Linked DNA regions of Homo sapiens: region 2 is linked to region 1. Evidence: read pairs that join two places in POLR2A ChIA-PET (ENCODE). Cell type or tissue: IMR-90. All regions are shown on one strand.

The links. ChIA-PET counts read pairs that join two places held together with the same protein. Peaks named below come from ENCODE experiments on the same cell type or tissue, not always from the same donor. Only the 100,000 strongest peaks of a DNase experiment are listed, where the experiment ranks them.
Region 2: POLR2A ChIA-PET joins it to region 1 with 6 read pairs; 17 of 35 experiments call an interaction of 5 or more read pairs at or near these places.

Annotation. Positions count from the first base shown.
Region 1 is chr16:4,601,762-4,609,761 of GRCh38, reverse strand. UBALD1 (UBA like domain containing 1) reads left to right here. Exons shown (of 3, transcript NM_145253.3): 3 at 1-878. The coding sequence ends at 129. Among named protein-coding and RNA genes, the nearest start is that of UBALD1, 9.1 kb to the left of the region's middle. In IMR-90, no CTCF peak of the experiment used is centred here; no DNase peak of the experiment used is centred here.
Region 2 is chr16:4,460,215-4,468,214 of GRCh38, reverse strand. It overlaps NMRAL1 (NmrA like redox sensor 1), which reads left to right. Exons shown (of 6, transcript NM_020677.6): 4 at 1,813-2,062; 5 at 4,365-4,555; 6 at 6,256-6,521. The coding sequence ends at 6,435. Among named protein-coding and RNA genes, the nearest start is that of NMRAL1, 10 kb to the left of the region's middle. RefSeq lists an enhancer at 1,684-2,185. In IMR-90, no CTCF peak of the experiment used is centred here; a DNase peak (open chromatin) is centred at 3,874; H3K27ac peaks cover 808 bases.

The DNA of each region.
Region 1 (8,000 bases):
CACCACCAGCCACAGCCGCCCCTGTGGACTCCAACACCCCCTTCTCCGGCTTCAGACTGGCCACCCCTGGCCCCCCAACAGGCCACCTCAGAACCCAGGGCCCACCCTGCCATGGAGGCAGAGAGATAAGGGAGGCCCCTCCCCCCTCCCGGAGGCCAGGACCCCGTGGGGCGGGGGAGAGGACGTCTCTGCGGGCCCCCTTCACCCCTTTTCTGTCTGCACCCCTTGTTCCCCGGAGCCCTGGAGGGGAGAGCGCGGACTCTAGCCAGGCAGGGACACGTCTGGTGCCAGAACACGCAGCTGCCCACACGCAAGGTCATGGCCCCAGCGGCCCCGGCACATGGAGTGGTTCAGCGCGGCCTGGGTGCCTGGCGGACAGAACTTCAGAGACCACGCAGCCTTCCTTCGAAGACGCACCTGCCCAGCCCAGCCCAGGGGTGCCGTGGAGGACCACCCTGGCAGAGACATTGCTGATCCCTGGCTTGGAGCTCCTTGGGGGCCGGCAGGCCTCGACCCCCACCCTAGGGAATGCAGAGCCTCTCCGCATGTGTGCGCGTGGCCGTGTCTGTGTATTTCTACGTGTGTCGCTCTTCAGAAGCAACCTAGTTCCTGGGGCAGCTGGACTTTGCATGTTAGTGTGAGCCCCCAGCCCCCTGCCCGCCGCCCCCTCCCCAGGGCCCTGCCTCCTCCCCACCCCCTCGTCAGCCAGCGTTGCTGTTCCTTGCAGAGAAAAGGATTGTGGGAAACTCCAGGACTCTTCCCACCGCCTCCCAGCGCCTGCCTGCTGGGGCTGCCTGCATGCCTCCCCTGCACCTGGGGGTACCCGCATCCACTTCCTTTCCCCCTTTTAACAAAAGAGAAGAACGAATTCCAAACCACTGCCAGGCTCTGTGGTCTTACCTTGTATACGAGGCTTGCTGCCAGCTGGTTCTGGGGGCCGCCGCCCAGAAGACAGGGCCACCCCGAGCCTCCCCGGCTCCACACTGCTGCCTGTAGCCCTTGTCAGCCACAGCGTGCTCTGGAATCTTCCTGCCCACCCAGGGCTTTTCCTGTGAAGTTAGTTCCTGGCCTGGGTCCCCATCCTGTCGGCCCACCCCTGCCCCTGCTTGGCTGGACAGATCCCGGCGCCCAGTTAGGAGTTCGCAGGGCTCACACCTGCCTTCTGTTGTCCTGGGTTTCATCTCAGGACTTTTCTCGGTCTCGGCTCCAGTGGCTGGGCACAGGCTGGACCCTCTGAGCCCGGCCTCCAGCACACACTGGGTAGGGCAGGGCCTCTGGGCAGAGGGCAGACAGAGCCAGGGAAGCTTGCAAGGGGCAGAGGACGAGGCAGGGGACAAGGATGGGGCGGAGTGCTGCCAGCAAAGGGGGCACAGATGTTGGGTCACTTAGGAGACTGGCAACCCGAGGCTGCCTGGGATGAGCTGGAGCAGCTTTGGGAGAATGCACCCTCAGCCTCACAGCTCCCCAAGAGTGGGCTTGGACTTGGGGCAGAAGGGAGACTGGGGCCTCTGCAACACCCCCACGGGACTCAGCTCACAGCTCCTCAAGGGCAACACCCACTCTGTCTAAGATAGCACCAGCCCCTGGCGGAGGCCCTGCCGGCTGGGTGGAAGAGCATCTTCTCTTTCTGAAAGTCCCGTGCTCCCCTGGCGTCCGACACTCCCCACTGACCCTTCCTGGCTCCCAGGGATGTGACTGTGCCTCTCAGGAAGCGTGCCTCGGTGCTCTTGCCACACCAGTGCCTGGCTTCATCTCCTGGTTGGAACCTGCAGAGGCTGTGTTGACAGAGCCCACCTGGGACAGCTGCTCACTGGCTGCTTGGCACTGGCGACTGGCTGCTGTGACCTCCGCTCAAGCCGCACTTGCTTCCCAGGAATGGGCCCTCCCAGGAATCTGCCTTTGTAATAGCCTTTCGGAGCCCACAGGACGGGTGATCCTGGCCAGCCAGCTAGCCCCCTGCATCCGCCTGGGGTGCCTGGGTAGCAGGGGAGGGAGAGAACGTGGCAGGAGGAGACGGGGGGACATATCTGGCCTCCTGAGTCTTTACTTTGCAGCTCCTCGATTCTTTGATATGGAAAAAAAATTCTCAGGAAACTGCCATAGCCGCCTTCCAGTGGTGGGAAAAATGCTTTGCAGAGAGAAGTGTTTTGGGGTAATCTGCAAAGTGGGGTGAGTGCCCCTGGACTCTCCCACCTCACATGCTGAGGTAGCTGCACGTGCCCGCCATGCATGAGGCAGCGCTGTCCAGGACTCTGCACAGTGTGAGGCTCGTGAGTGCTGTGTTTTTGTTTTTGTTTTTTGAGACGGAGTCTTACTCAGTCACCCAGGCTGGAGTGAAGTGGTGCCATCTCAGCTCACTGCAACCTCTGCCCCCCAGGTTCAAGTGATTCTCTTGGCTCAGCCTCCCTGGTAGGTGGGACTGCAGGCACCCTCCACCACGCCTGGCTAGTTTTTGTATTTTTAGTAGACACGGGGTTTCACCATGTTGGCCAGGCTGGTCTTGAACTGCTGACCTCAAGTGATCCACCTGCCTTGGCCTCCCAAAGTGCTGAGATTACAGGAGTGAGCCACCGCGCCCCGCGGGGAGTTCCATTTATTAAACACCATGAGCCCTGGGGTGGCCTGTAGTGAACCACACCCTCACTATTCAAGGCATGGTTCGGACCCCAGCATCAGCCAGGAGCTTGTTAGAGTGAGGCTGCAGCCCAGACTCCCCGAATCAGAAACTGATTGAACAGGAGCCCCTGGTTCCAGATAGACATCAAAGTTTAGGAATTGTCCCTACACTTCATCCCTACATCGTCACTAATACCGGGGAAACTGTCCCACCACCCTCATTTCTGTTTCTGGGGGCCACTGTGGGCTGGGCCTGGGGGTCTCAAGTGGTCACATTAAGGACGGGAGAGACTTGAGGTTCCTGCAGGGCTGGCTTTTTCAGCGTGGTCACTGTTGACATTGAGGGCTGTGTTATTGTCCTGCAGTGGTGCTGAGCAGTATCCCTGAGCCCTCCCCACTGAATCCAAGGGCAGCCCCCTTATTAGGACAATCGGAAGTGTTTGCAGCCAGTGCTCATGTCTCCTACAGGCCACCATGGTCCCAGTGGAGTGCCTCTGTGCTAGTTCTGTGGCTCTCATACCTGGCTGCACAGCAGGTAAAATAAAACTGGCAAACCACAGGTTCGTTGGCCTCATGCCATCAGACTCTCTGGGCCGAGGCCGAGGCCGAGGCCCTGACGTACAATCGTGGAAGCTCCCTGGGTAGATGATGGTGATTGATCTGTGACTGTACCAAAAGCCACTCAATGGCATGCTTTAGAAATGTGGACGTTCTGGTGTGTCAATTATACCTCAAGGCTGTTATTGAAAATAAAACAGGCTGGGCAGGTGGCTCACGCCTGTAATCCTAGCACTTTGGGAGGGTGCAGCGGGGGGATCATGAGGTCAAGAGATCGAGACCATCCTGGCCAACATGGTGAAACAGCCGTCTCTACTAAAATACAAAAAATTAGCTAGGCGTGGTGGCGGGCGCCTGTAGTCCCAGCTACTCGGGAGGCTGAGGCAGGAGAATCGCTTGAACCCAGGAGGTGGACGTTGCAGTGAGCAGAGATCGCTCCACTGCACTCCAGCCTGGAGACAAAGCAAGACTCCACCTCAAAAGAAAAAAAAAAAAAAACAGAAAAAAATGAAAATAGCTCCTTTCACATATATTTTTACGTGCCATCTAGTCATGCCCCCCACATCGTGAGTGGGAGCCTGCAGACTCGATCCCCGGACTTCCAGAGCACAAGCGTCCCCTGGGTGCTTGCTGAACACCCACGTTCCCGGCCTCTCCCTTGAGGCAGTTGTTCTGGAGGAGGGTCAAAGAATCTGATTTGTGTTTTAGAGATAGGGTCTTGCTCTGTTCCCCAGACTAGAGTGCAGTGATGCAATCATAGCTCACTACAGCCTTGAAATCCTGGGCTCAGGTGATCCTCCCACCTCAGGCTCCCAAGTAGCTGGGACTACAGGTGCACGCCACCACACCTGGCTAATTTTTTTTAAATTTTCTTGTAGAGATGAGGTCTTGCTATGTTGCCCAGGCTGCCCTTGAACTCCTGGCCTCAAGTGATCCTCTTGGCTTGGCCTCCAAAAGTGCTGGGATTACAGGCGTGAACCACCTCACCCAGCCCCAGATCTGATTTTTAATAAGTGCCCCAGGCCAGGTGGGAACCACTCCCAGTGGGAGCAGTCTGGGAGCCTTGGGGAGGGCAGGGCTGGGGCTGGGGCTGGCAGTGCAGGTGTTTTCCGGCAGATGCAGAGGCCCTACCAGGTGTGCTTGGAGCCCTTGGTCGCAGGGGCATCTTACAAAAAGAAGGGGGCTGTGCACGTGGGCTAGGACTAACTCTAGGGGAGCCAGAGGTGGGCCTACGAAATCACCACATGCCCCAGACCTTGAATGTGACACAAAGAACCTGGAGCCTCCCATGACTTCTCTAAGCCTGGAAAATCGAAAGCAAAACCAACCGGAGGCCAGACACGGTGGCTCACACCTGTAATCCCAGCCCTTTGGGAGGCCGAGGTGGGTGGATCACCTGAGGTCAGGGGATCAAGAGCAGCCCTACCAACATGGTGAAACTCCATCTCTGCTAAATACAAAAACTTAGCTGGGTGTGGTGGTGCATGCCTGTAATCCCAGCTACTCAGGAGGCTGAGGCAGGAGAATCGCTTGAACCCAGGAGGCAGAGGTTGCGGTGAACCGAGATGGCACCACTACACTCCAGCCTGGGCAACGAGCGAAACTCCGTCTCAAGAAAAAAAATCAGGAGAGTTTATGGGAAAAGCCTCACTTCCGACTTATCTTGGAAACTGGAAGATTTGGTGCAAATTCCCTTAAGGCCATAACTGGCTGAAACTGACCATGGCACTGGGGACACGGCGTGGCCTGCCCCTGCCAGCCTGCTCTACGCCACCACAGCCATGCACGAGTCCAACTCCTGCGTGGGAATCGGCTGGAATCCCTGGAGGGGGTCTGTCTTTTCACCACGGGGAGCTTCAGAAGTAAATGCCCTGTCCAGTGGGGTAGGATGAACGGCGGTGGGCAGGGCTCCCCCTGGAAACGGCCGTGAAAACAGACGGCTTGTTCTGCAAGATGCTCTCGGTCGAGAGGGACTCACCAGGGGCTGCTGAGTGTCCCCAGGGTCTTTGCAGCGGTCCAGCCAGGGTTCTCTGAGAACACCCTGCGGTCAGCCACAGGGAACCAGGCTGTCTCCGAGGCTGACTGCGGGGCTGGGTGGGGCTGCTGTGGCCCTGGAGGTCTCTGAGGGGCTTTCACAGCAGTCCCTGGCACAGGACAGATGAGTCCTTTGACTCCGGTCTTCTTCCCCGAATACGGGAGACCTCCTAGGTTGGCCGGAATGGAGTTCTTTTGACACAAGGCTACTTCTAATTCCTGCGTTTGGAAAGTTCTCTGGGTTTTTGAGCACTGCTCATATTTGGACAACGGATGTATTTCAACAGAGCCTTAAAAGAACACGGCTGTTTTGGAGGTGAGGGGCTACCGAGTCCTTTTAGGGAGGGCAGAAATTGGGGGCCCCTTCCAGGATGACCAAGGACTTGTCAGTGGCACAGCACTAGGCACCGAGGAGCCTGCTGGTGAAATTCTGCTCTGCTTCCCGGGGTCATCTCTCATCTCCTGGGGAATTGCAAAGCCACGATCTTGATGGAGTCATTTTGTCCTCATCCCAGTGGAGCCACGAGCAAGGTGAGGGAGGCAGAGGAGAGAAACCCTTGTCTGCCGGTTGTGTGTGTGGAAGGTCTCTGCTTAGAGCTCGCACATCCATGGAGAGTCAGAAGTCAAGCCAGCCAGGACAGTGGGTGTGGGGGGTTGGAGGGAGCATGTGTTGGTTCCTGCGTCCCTAAGAAGTCGCTGCATGCCACGCCCTTCTGTCTGGTGCCTGAACTTCCACCCTGGGCAGTCCACTTTCGGGTACTCACAGTGCCCTTTTCCAACACACGTGCTGGCGTCTGTTGTTTATCCCTTAGTGTTAATGAGTTCATGGTCCTTGAAAGGGAGAACACGTTGAATGACCTTTCACTTGCAGGGGTGGGCTGGGATGGGCCTGGCAGTGTGAGGTGGTCACCACACAGCATCTCCTCTATTCCAGCAGCACCTCAAGGTGGGACCTTCCTTTCCCTTCCTGCCCACCCCATTCACAGAGCCCCGCGCCCCTCCCTCCTCTCCCCACATGACCAATTCATCTGTCTTCTTTTTTTTTGTTTGAGACGGAGTTTCACTCTTGTCCCCGGGGCTGGAGTGCAATGGCGCGATCTTGGCTCACTGCAACCTCTGCTTTCTGGGTTCAGGCGATTCTCCTGCCTCAGCCTCCTGAGTAGCTGGGATTACAGGCGCGTGCCACCATGCCCAGCTAATGTTTTGTATTTTTAATAGAGACGGGGTTTCATCATACTGGCCAGGCTGGTCTCGAACTCCTGACCTCAGGTGATTTGCCCACCTCGGCCTCCCAAAGTGCTGGGATTACAGGCGTGAGCCACCACGCCCGGCCATGTTGTTGTTTTCTGTCACCCAGGCTGGAGTGCAGTGGTGCAATCATAGCTCACTGCAGCCTTGATGTCCTGGGCTAAATTGATCCTCCCGCCTCAGCCTCCCAACTAGCTGGGACCACACACATGCACTACCACGCATAGCTATTTATTTTTTTGTAGAGACGGGTCTCACTGTTGCCCTGGCTGGTCTGGAAATCCTGGATTCAAGCAGTCCTCTAGCCTCTCCCTCCAAAAGTGCTGGGCTTACAGGTATGAGCCGCTATGCCCAACCAAGCCACAGCTGCTGCCTAGGGAGTAGCGCAGCTCCCCCTCCCAGCTTCCAAGGCCTGCAGGCGCCACCCCTCTGCACTAGTGTGGGTTAGGGGAGATTCTGCCTGCAGCTCCCACCTGGGACCCAGGCCAAGGCCAGCCTCCCCACACCCTCCCTTGGGCACTGCCTTCTTCCGGGACTGCTCCTCACGGGCCTGCTGTGGGGCCGGAGTCCCCACCTTCCCAAGCCCCCAGGTGGCCCGTGAGGATGCAGAGGAGATGCCCCCAGGCCTCGCTCCTCACCTGCTGGGCTGCAGAAACTCACTCCAGCCCTGGCTTGTACACCCAAGAAAGGGGCTGGGATGGTGCTCTGGAGGGGCCCAGTGGGGACAGGCAGTGAGGGGCACTAGGGAGAGGGGGGCCCAGCTGTGCGGGACCGGGGGATGCCCTGGGTGTCACGTGTCAAGATGGCCTGGCCTGGTGTCCCCCAGGAGCCCTCCCCTCCCAGCTCAGCAGAGCGGGGGCCACGCCTCACTGCAGTGGGAGGGGGTGGAAGTCACAGGACCCAGCAGGTTCAGCCTCCTGGTGGGGGCCGGCAAGTTGGGGCCTCTCTCTCTGTGACCCTGGGTGCCTTCTCTCCTGCCCACGGGCTGAGCCTCGGGTGGTGGCTGGAGGAGGGACCAGCAAGTCCCACCTCCCCACACAGAAGGCACTCCGCCAGTCCCCTCATCCACGGTCAGAAATGTGGAAGATTTTGTTCTGGGCAGAAATTGCCCAAAATACTCATCTGTGGTATAGGGGTCGGGGTGGGGGCCAGGGCTACACCAGACAGCACCCCCAAGGCAGCTTGGATAGGTGTCACCCAGGTCAAGAGGGGCTTGGCCTCATTTGGACACAGTCTTTGGAGAAAGAAAAGAGCAGCCAGGGTGGGGGGCGTGGGTCGCAGTGAGCTGGGCCAGGGACCTTGAGGACAATAGGAACAGAGTAGGCATGCAGTGTCCCCAGACTCCGATGGCCACCGGGGCCGGGGGAGAGACTGGAGCCCAAAGTCCCCCCCTAGGCAGCCAAAGGGAAGTGAAAGGGGAGCCCCCCTCCAGCTCCCTCCTGGCAGCTCCCCACCAGCCCCTCAACTCCCCAGCACCACCCCAGGGATCCAGTGGACACTGGGGACTATGGCGGCGGGTCAGGCTTCACCCCTGCACAGGGACA
Region 2 (8,000 bases), 140 kb after region 1:
TTCTCCTGCCCCAGCCTCCCGAATAGCTGAGATTACATGCATGCGTCACCATGCCCTGGTAATTTTTTTGTATTTTTAGTACAGACGGGGTTTCTCCATGTTGGTCAAGCTGGTCTCTAACTCCCGGCCTCAGGCGATCCGCCTGCCTCGGCCTCCCAAAGTGCTGGGACTGCGGGCATGAGCCACTGCGCCCAGCCCAGCAGATCTTATTTCTAATCCTGATGATTCCCTGTGGGCTTCCTGGTACTGTCACGAAAAAGGACCACAATCCACGTGGCTTAAAACCATAGAAATCAGCTGGGCACAGTGGCTCATGCTTGTAATCCCCACACTTTGGGAGGCCGAGGCGGGCAGATCACTTGAAGTCAGGAGTTTGAGACCATCCTGGCCAACACAGTGAAACCCTGTCTCTACTAAAAATACAAAAATTAGCTGGGCATGGTGGTGGGCGCCTGTAATCCCAGCTACTCAGGAGGCTGAGGCAGGAGAATTGCTTGAACCCAAGAGGCGGAGGTTGCAGTGAGCCAAGATTGTGCCACTGCACTCCGGCCTGAGCGACAGAGCTAGACTCTGTCTCAAAAACAAAAACAAAAACCACAGAAATCGATTCTCTGATATTCTAGAAGCTAGAAGTTCAAAATCAAGGTGTCAGCAATGTCACCCTCTCTCCAGAGTCTTGGAGGCCAGGCGTGGTAGTTTATGCTTGTAATCCCAGCACTTTGGGAGGCTGAGGTGGGCAGATCACTTAAGGTCAGGAGTTCAAGACCAGCCTGGCCAACACAGCAAAACCCTGTCTCTACAAAAAATACAAAAATTAGCCAGGCATGGTGGCGGGCACCTGTAGTCCCAGCGACTCAGGAGGGTGAGGCAGGAGAATTGCTTGAATCCAGGAAGCGGAGGCTGCAGTGAGCAGAGATCACGCCACTGCACTCCTGCCTGGGTGACAGAGTGAGAGTCCATCTTAAAAAACAAAACAAAACAAGGGGTTTGAGGGAAATCCTTCTTCACTGTTTCTGGCTTCTCATGGCTCCAGGTGTTCCTGGGCTTGTGGCCACAAAGCTCCAATCTCCGCTTCCCTCTTCGCATGGCCTTCTCCAGGTGTTGTCTCTTCTCCCGTCTCTTATAAGTACCCTGGTTACTGGATTTAGCGCCTATCTAGTTAGTGCAGGATGTTCCCATCTCAAGATCCTTCACGTAATTACATCTGCCAAGACCCTTTTTCCGAATAAGGTCACATTCACAGTTTTCAGGAATGAGGATGCGGCATATCTTTTTGGAGGCCACCGTCCGAATCTCTGCGTCACCTCATGCAGTAGGTAGTGTTGTCATCTGCATTTTACCAGCGAGGTCAGGATGGTGCCATCACTTCTCTGGGGTCACACTGCTCGTACATGGCAGAGCCTGATTTGAACCTAGGCAGCTGTGGTGCCTCTGTATAGCCTCCCAGGGCTCTCCAAGGAAGATGGCTGAGCTCCATGGGCAGGGTGTTCTCACACCAGCAGAGATGGGACGTGTGCATTCTCCTTTAGACCTCCATGCAGGCCGTCCCCCTGCAGCCGACCTGCCCCCCCGTCCTATGTTGCACATGGTGGGCCAGAGTCAGTGGCTGGTAGAAGGCTTCCGGGGCTGTGTTTACGGGCGTGGTGTCATGTGTGAACATCATTCCAGGAGAGGGGGCCTCCTCAAGGGTAAGTGGGGTCTAGATGTTAACCTCGCAGATGGTGGCCGCTCCGGGATTAGAATGCTGGGGCTGTGACCAGGGACAGACATCCTTCTTCTGAGCCTTGTGATCTCTCCTTCCCTGCCCTCCAGGGGAAGCTGCTCGCTGATCTGGCCAGGCGCCTGGGCCTCCACTATGTGGTCTACAGCGGCCTGGAGAACATCAAGAAGCTGACGGCAGGGAGATTGGCCGCCGCGCACTTTGACGGCAAAGGGGAGGTGGAGGAATATTTCCGGGACATTGGCGTTCCCATGACCAGTGTGCGGCTGCCCTGCTATTTTGAGAACCTCCTCTCCCACTTCTTGCCCCAGAAAGCCCCAGACGGAAAGAGCTACTTGCTGAGTAAGTGCCCTTTCTCGCACACGGTGAGGCAGAGCTCTCACCCTGTAAAGCCGTTGGTGTAACAGACCGCGGGCCGCTGTCACGTGGTGCCAGGTTCAAGCCGTGGCTCCCTCACGTTAGGCCCAGGACTGAGCACATCCTGTCAGCTTGCGGGGCCTCAGCTTCCTGTTCTGTGAGATGGGCTCTATACCAATGTTTGCAGGGGTGGCAAGATCTGCTGAGATGGTGGTGACACGATATTCGCTTGGTCCATTGGAAGGCTTTACAGAGAGGACCTAGTGATTGTCAGTTCTCCTTCAAAGATGAGGAGGGCCGGGCGCTGTGGCTTATGCCTGTAGTCCCAGCACTTTGGGAGGCTGAGGCGGGGAGACCAGCCTGGCCAACATGGTGAAACCCCATCTCTACTAAAAATACAAAAATTAGCTGGGCGTGGTGCCACCCACCTGTACTGGCAGCTACTAGGGAGGCTGAGGCAGGGGAATCGCTTGAACCCAGGAGGTGGAGGTTGCAGTGAGCTGAGATTGTGCCACTGCACTCTAGCCTAGGCGACAAGAGCAACACTCCGTCTCAAAACAAACAAAACAAAACAAAACAAAACAAAAAAACCAAAGACGAGGAGAGGATTTGGAAAATGAAGTTCAGTTGCAGATTTCACAAACTAGGAAAGCTCTTTCTTCTCAGTGCCCATTGGGGCTATAAACAGGTTAGGTGCACTGGCCCTGGCTGGGAACAAGGCTCACCCAACCTGTGTCCTGCTGGTCACTCAGTGATCAGGGCAGGAGGGGTTGGTGCCTCTGGCTGGCCACTCCTTACCCTCTGGTTGAATGCCAGGTCACCCTCGCATAAGGGCCCAGCCCATGGGAGTCCTGCTCACCTGGCGGGCCAAGTCTGGTGGTAACAGTAGCCCTTTGGTACCACCATTTATTATAGTTTGCAAAGCTGGCCAGGCGCAGTGGCTTACGCCTGTAATCCCAGCACTTTGGGAAGCCGAGGTGGGCAGACCACCAGTTCAGGAGTTTGAGACCAGCCTGGCCAGCATGGTGTGAAACCCCATCTCTACTAAAAATACAAAAATTAGCCAGCCTGGCGTGGTGGTGCACGCCTGTAATCCCAGCTACTCGGGAGGCTGAGGCAGAAGAATCGCTTGAACCCAGGAGGCAGAGGTTGCAGTGAGCCGAGATCGTGGCACTGCACTCCAGCCTGGGTGACAGAGCAAGACCCCGTCTCAAAAAAAAAAGGCCGGGCACGGTGGCTTACGCCTGTAATCCCAGCACTTTGGGAGGCCGAGGAGGGCGGATCACGAGGTTCAGGAGATCGAGACCATCATGGCTAACTTGGTGAAACCCCTGTCTCTACTAAAAATACAAAAACTTAGCCGGGTGTGGCGGCAGGCGCCTGTAGTCCCAGCTACTCGGGAGGCTGAGGCAGGAGAATGGTGTGAACCCGGGAGGTGGAGCTTGTGGTGAGCCAAGATTGCGCCACTGCACTCCAGCCTGGGCGACAGAGCGAGACTCCATCTCAAAAAAAAAAAAAAAAAAAAACCTGCAGTCAGGGATATCTCCTGCTCCGGTCTGTGCGCTCTGTGCCCTCGAGCTCCCAGGTGATCTGAACAGGAAGCTGCACTGGCCCCTGTCTCTAGGTAAGGAGGATAGGACCCAAGCATTCCACAGGCCACACCCAGACAGTTGCCAGCCTCCCCATCTACAAAACCTCAGCCTGGAAGTTTGCGAGTCATTCATTCATTCAGGATTTATGAAGCATTTATCATGGACGTGCTGCTCTAGGCCAGCCGTTGGTGTCTGGTTAATCAGGATTCCTGGTAAGTGAGTTGGTATTTGGAGTATCTACTCAGAGGTGGACGTTCCAGCTTCCAGGAATCTAGGATATGACAGAGTACTTCAGGCTGGTGCCTCCAGATTAGCGGAGACCCTGGGCTCCAGCCACACTCTCTGTAGCAGCTTTCAGAGTCCTTTTCCTTTGTCCCTTCTCTGTCATCCTAGCGCTGAGAGAGCTGGGCAGGCCCAGGTTCTTAGCCCCATTCTAGGAATGCAGCAACCCAGGCTCAGAGAGCCTCAACAGCCTGCCCTAGGTGGCAGTACCCGGATTCCATCCCGTTTCCTGACTCAATTCCACTGCTGCCTCTGTGCTACCACAAATAGCAAGACTTGTCTTAGCTATGCCCGAGTGCTGGAGTGTGCAGCTGACTGCTGGGAAGAACCAGCTTGGACCCTTTGGAGAGGGGCTCTGTCCCTGCCCCTGTCTGCCCTCGGGACATATACCAGCTCACGTCTCTGCCCCACAGGCTTGCCCACAGGTGACGTTCCCATGGATGGCATGTCCGTGTCTGACCTGGGTCCTGTGGTGCTCAGCCTTTTGAAGATGCCAGAAAAATACGTCGGCCAGAACATCGGGCTGAGCACTTGCAGGCACACGGCCGAGGAGTACGCTGCCCTGCTCACCAAGCACACCCGCAAGGTCGTGCACGATGCCAAGGTGGGCCTCCCGCCCCAGGTGACTCAGGCATCCTTGTCAGGGCTTTCTAGCTCCCGTAGGGAGGGTGTGTCCAGGGCTGCCCACACCTCTGGGCAGTACATCTAAATTCATTCGTTCATCGTCAACGTTTATTTTCTGCTGTTCCAGGAGCTAACTGGCCACAGAGTGAAATTTCTGGCTTAGATGTTTTGACCAAATAGAGAGAAAAGCTTCCAGGAGGAGAGGGCCATAGGAGCCAAGGCAAGGAGGGGTGAAAATGCAGGCCCTGCCGGGCTCCTCTGTGGGAGGGAATTTGAAGAGAAAAGAGTCTGGAAAGATAGACCCGACCCCTCCCCTGTGGGAGGGGATTTAAAGGGAAAGAGGCTAGAAAGATAGGGCCGACCCCTGCCCCCATTGGCCTGGCTGGGTGGGCAGGAGGCCTACTGGACAGACTCTTGGGTACCTGGTTTCTAATGTTTGTCATTACCATTAGGAAAGTAAGACATACTCATTAAAGAATCTGGGAGGCTGGGTGCAGTAGCTCACGCCTGTAATCCCAGCACTTTGGGAGGCCGAGGCAGGTGGATCACCTGAGGTCAGGAGTTTGAGACCAGCCTGGCCAACAGGGTGAAACCCCATCTCTACTAAAAATAAACAAATTAGCCGGGTGTGGTGGCAGGCGCCTGTAATCCCAGCTACTTGGGAGGCTGAGGCAAGAGAATCGCTTGAACTCAGGAGGCAGAGTTTGCAGCGAGCCGAGATGCCACTGCACTCCAGACTGGGCGACAGAGCGAGACTCCAACTCCAAAAAAAAAAAAGAATCTGGGAAACACTGGAGTCCTTAAAAGACGAAAGTTGGGTCAGGCGCGGTAGCTCACACCTGTAATCCTAGCACTTTGGGAGGCTGAGGCGGGCAATTACAAGGTCAGGAAATCGAGACCATCCTGACTAACACGGTGAAACCCCGTCTCTACTAAAAATACAAAAAATTAGCCCGGCGTGGTGGGCCTAACTCCTGGGCTCAAGCGATCCTCCCACCTCCACCTCCCAAAGTGCTGGGATGACAGGTGTGAGCCACTGTGTCTGGTCAAGCTTTGGTTTTTGAGAAAGAAAGTGATGCAGGCAGGTCTCTGATTTGGAAGGGACTGAGATATTTTCGTCTCATGATCTGAAAATAATAGTCTTTTTATTTATTCATTTTTGAGACAGGGTCTCACTCTTGTTGCCCAGGCTGGAGTACAGTGGGGTGATCTCAGCTCACTGCAACCTCCACCTCCTGGTTTCAAGCGATTCTCCTGTCTCAGCCTCCTAAGTAGCTGGGATTACACGCACCTACCACCAGGCTGGCTAATTTTTGTATTTTTGAAAGAGACGGGGTTTTATCGTGTTGGCCACGCTGGTCTCGAACTCCTGGCCTCAAGAGATTTGCCTGCCTCAGCCTCCCAAAGTGCAGGGATTACGGGCATGAGCCACAGCATCTGGCCAAGAACAATCTTTAAACTGATCTACAATGTCAGGCAGCTCAGGAGAGCAGCAGTTTCTGAACTTTCGGCTCTTAGAAGTTTTCAAATGACCTTGTACGGAGGACCTGGGTCAGGGACCGAGACAATAGTGGCTCTGGGTGTAGCAGGTCGGGAGACCCCAGCCCATCCGGCCTCCCTGCCCCGCCACCTCCCGGGGCACTGGAGGACGCCGGCCACGACAGGCTCCTCTGCTTCCAGATGACTCCTGAGGACTACGAAAAGCTTGGCTTTCCCGGTGCCCGGGACCTGGCCAACATGTTCCGTTTCTATGCCCTGAGACCCGACCGTGACATCGAGCTGACCCTGAGACTCAACCCCAAGGCCCTGACGCTGGACCAGTGGCTGGAACAGCACAAAGGGGACTTCAACCTGCTGTGACCTGCCCGCCTCGCGGCCCCTTGTGGGGATCGGGGGCACCAGAGGGGCAGAGGCACCAACATCTGAATAAAGCCATTGTTCTCCCAGATGGCTTCCAGGAGAAGAGGACTCTGCTTCCAGGACTTGGGTTGGGGTGGTAGTTGTGTACCAACACAACAGTAAGTGGTTGGGGAGGGTCCGGGGCTGTACCAACACAGCAGTAAGTTGGAGCGGGGGGGGGGGGTCCAGGGCTGTACCAACACAGCAGTAAGTGAGGGGACCCGGGGTTGTACCAACACAGCAGTAAGGGGTGGCTCCAGGGCTGTACCAACACAGCAGTAAGGGAGGGTCCAAGGCTGAAGGGATCACTTGGTGACTGGGACGAGTGACCTAAACGTGTTTAGTCAGACAGGTGTGAAGTGGCCTGTTCTGACCTCAGCTAGCAGAACAGCTCTGACCAGCAGCCTCTGTTCCCACATTTGAAATTCATTCACAGACGGGGACATAGCACAGGACACAGAGGAGCCCCAGGAGCCGAGCTTCTGACACACCCCTTTCATCTCCAGAGCTAGTGAGGCCATCTGCACATGTGAACTGGAGACAGGCTCTGCAGGGAGGCGGGGGAGATATGGGCTTCTCCCTTTCTCTCCTCATCCTTGTCCTGGAAGGAGCCGGCCTTGGGGTACCATCCTGGACACAGGTGAACTTCAAACAGGTTGGAAAAAGGAAAATCGGATGTGGCAGAGCTGTGGTCCACAACGCACAGTAATTGGACACTGCTGGGAAGCAAAACTGAAGGAGAAACAACCCACCTTGCTTGCTGGGGTGGGTCACAGAGAAGAGGGTCAGAGGCCGAGAGACCAGTTATTTGCCTGAGAGTTTGTGGTCCATGGCAGCTCCGATTTTTTTTTTTTTTTTTTTTTTTGAGACGGAGTCTCCCTCTGTCACCCAGGCTGGGGTGCAGTGGCACGATCCCAGCTCACTGCAGCCTCCACCTCCTGGGTTCAAGTGATTCTCCTGCCTCAGCCTCCCGAGTAGCTGGGATTACAAGCATGCACCATCACGTCCAGCTAATTTTTGTATTTTTAGTAGAGACGGGGTTTCACCATATTGTCCAGGATGGTCTCGATCTCTTGACCTCGTGATCCGCCCGCCTCGGCCTTCCAAAGTGTTGGGATTACAGGCATAAGCCACCGCGCCTGGCCAATTTTTTTTTTTTTTTTTTTTTTTTTTAAAGAGTCAAGGTCTCGCTCTGTTGCCCAGGCTGGAGTGCAGTGGCACAGTCATAGCTCACTGCAGCCTTCACCTCCCAGGCTTAAGTGATCCTTCCACCTCAACCTCCTGAGTAGCTGGGATTATCGTACAGGTATGAGCCACTGAGCCCAGCAGTTCTGTGAATTTCAATTCAACACATTTAGGTTTGTGTGACTACCATCACAGTTTTTATTTTTTTACTTCCCCACCCTGGCTCTGGCACCCCCAGGCACAAAAATTCATTCTATCCATTGACTGAAGCATTTCTTTGACAATTTACCAGTATGCTGGGCCCTAAATACAATGTAGCAAAAAAAGTTATGCTGCCTGCC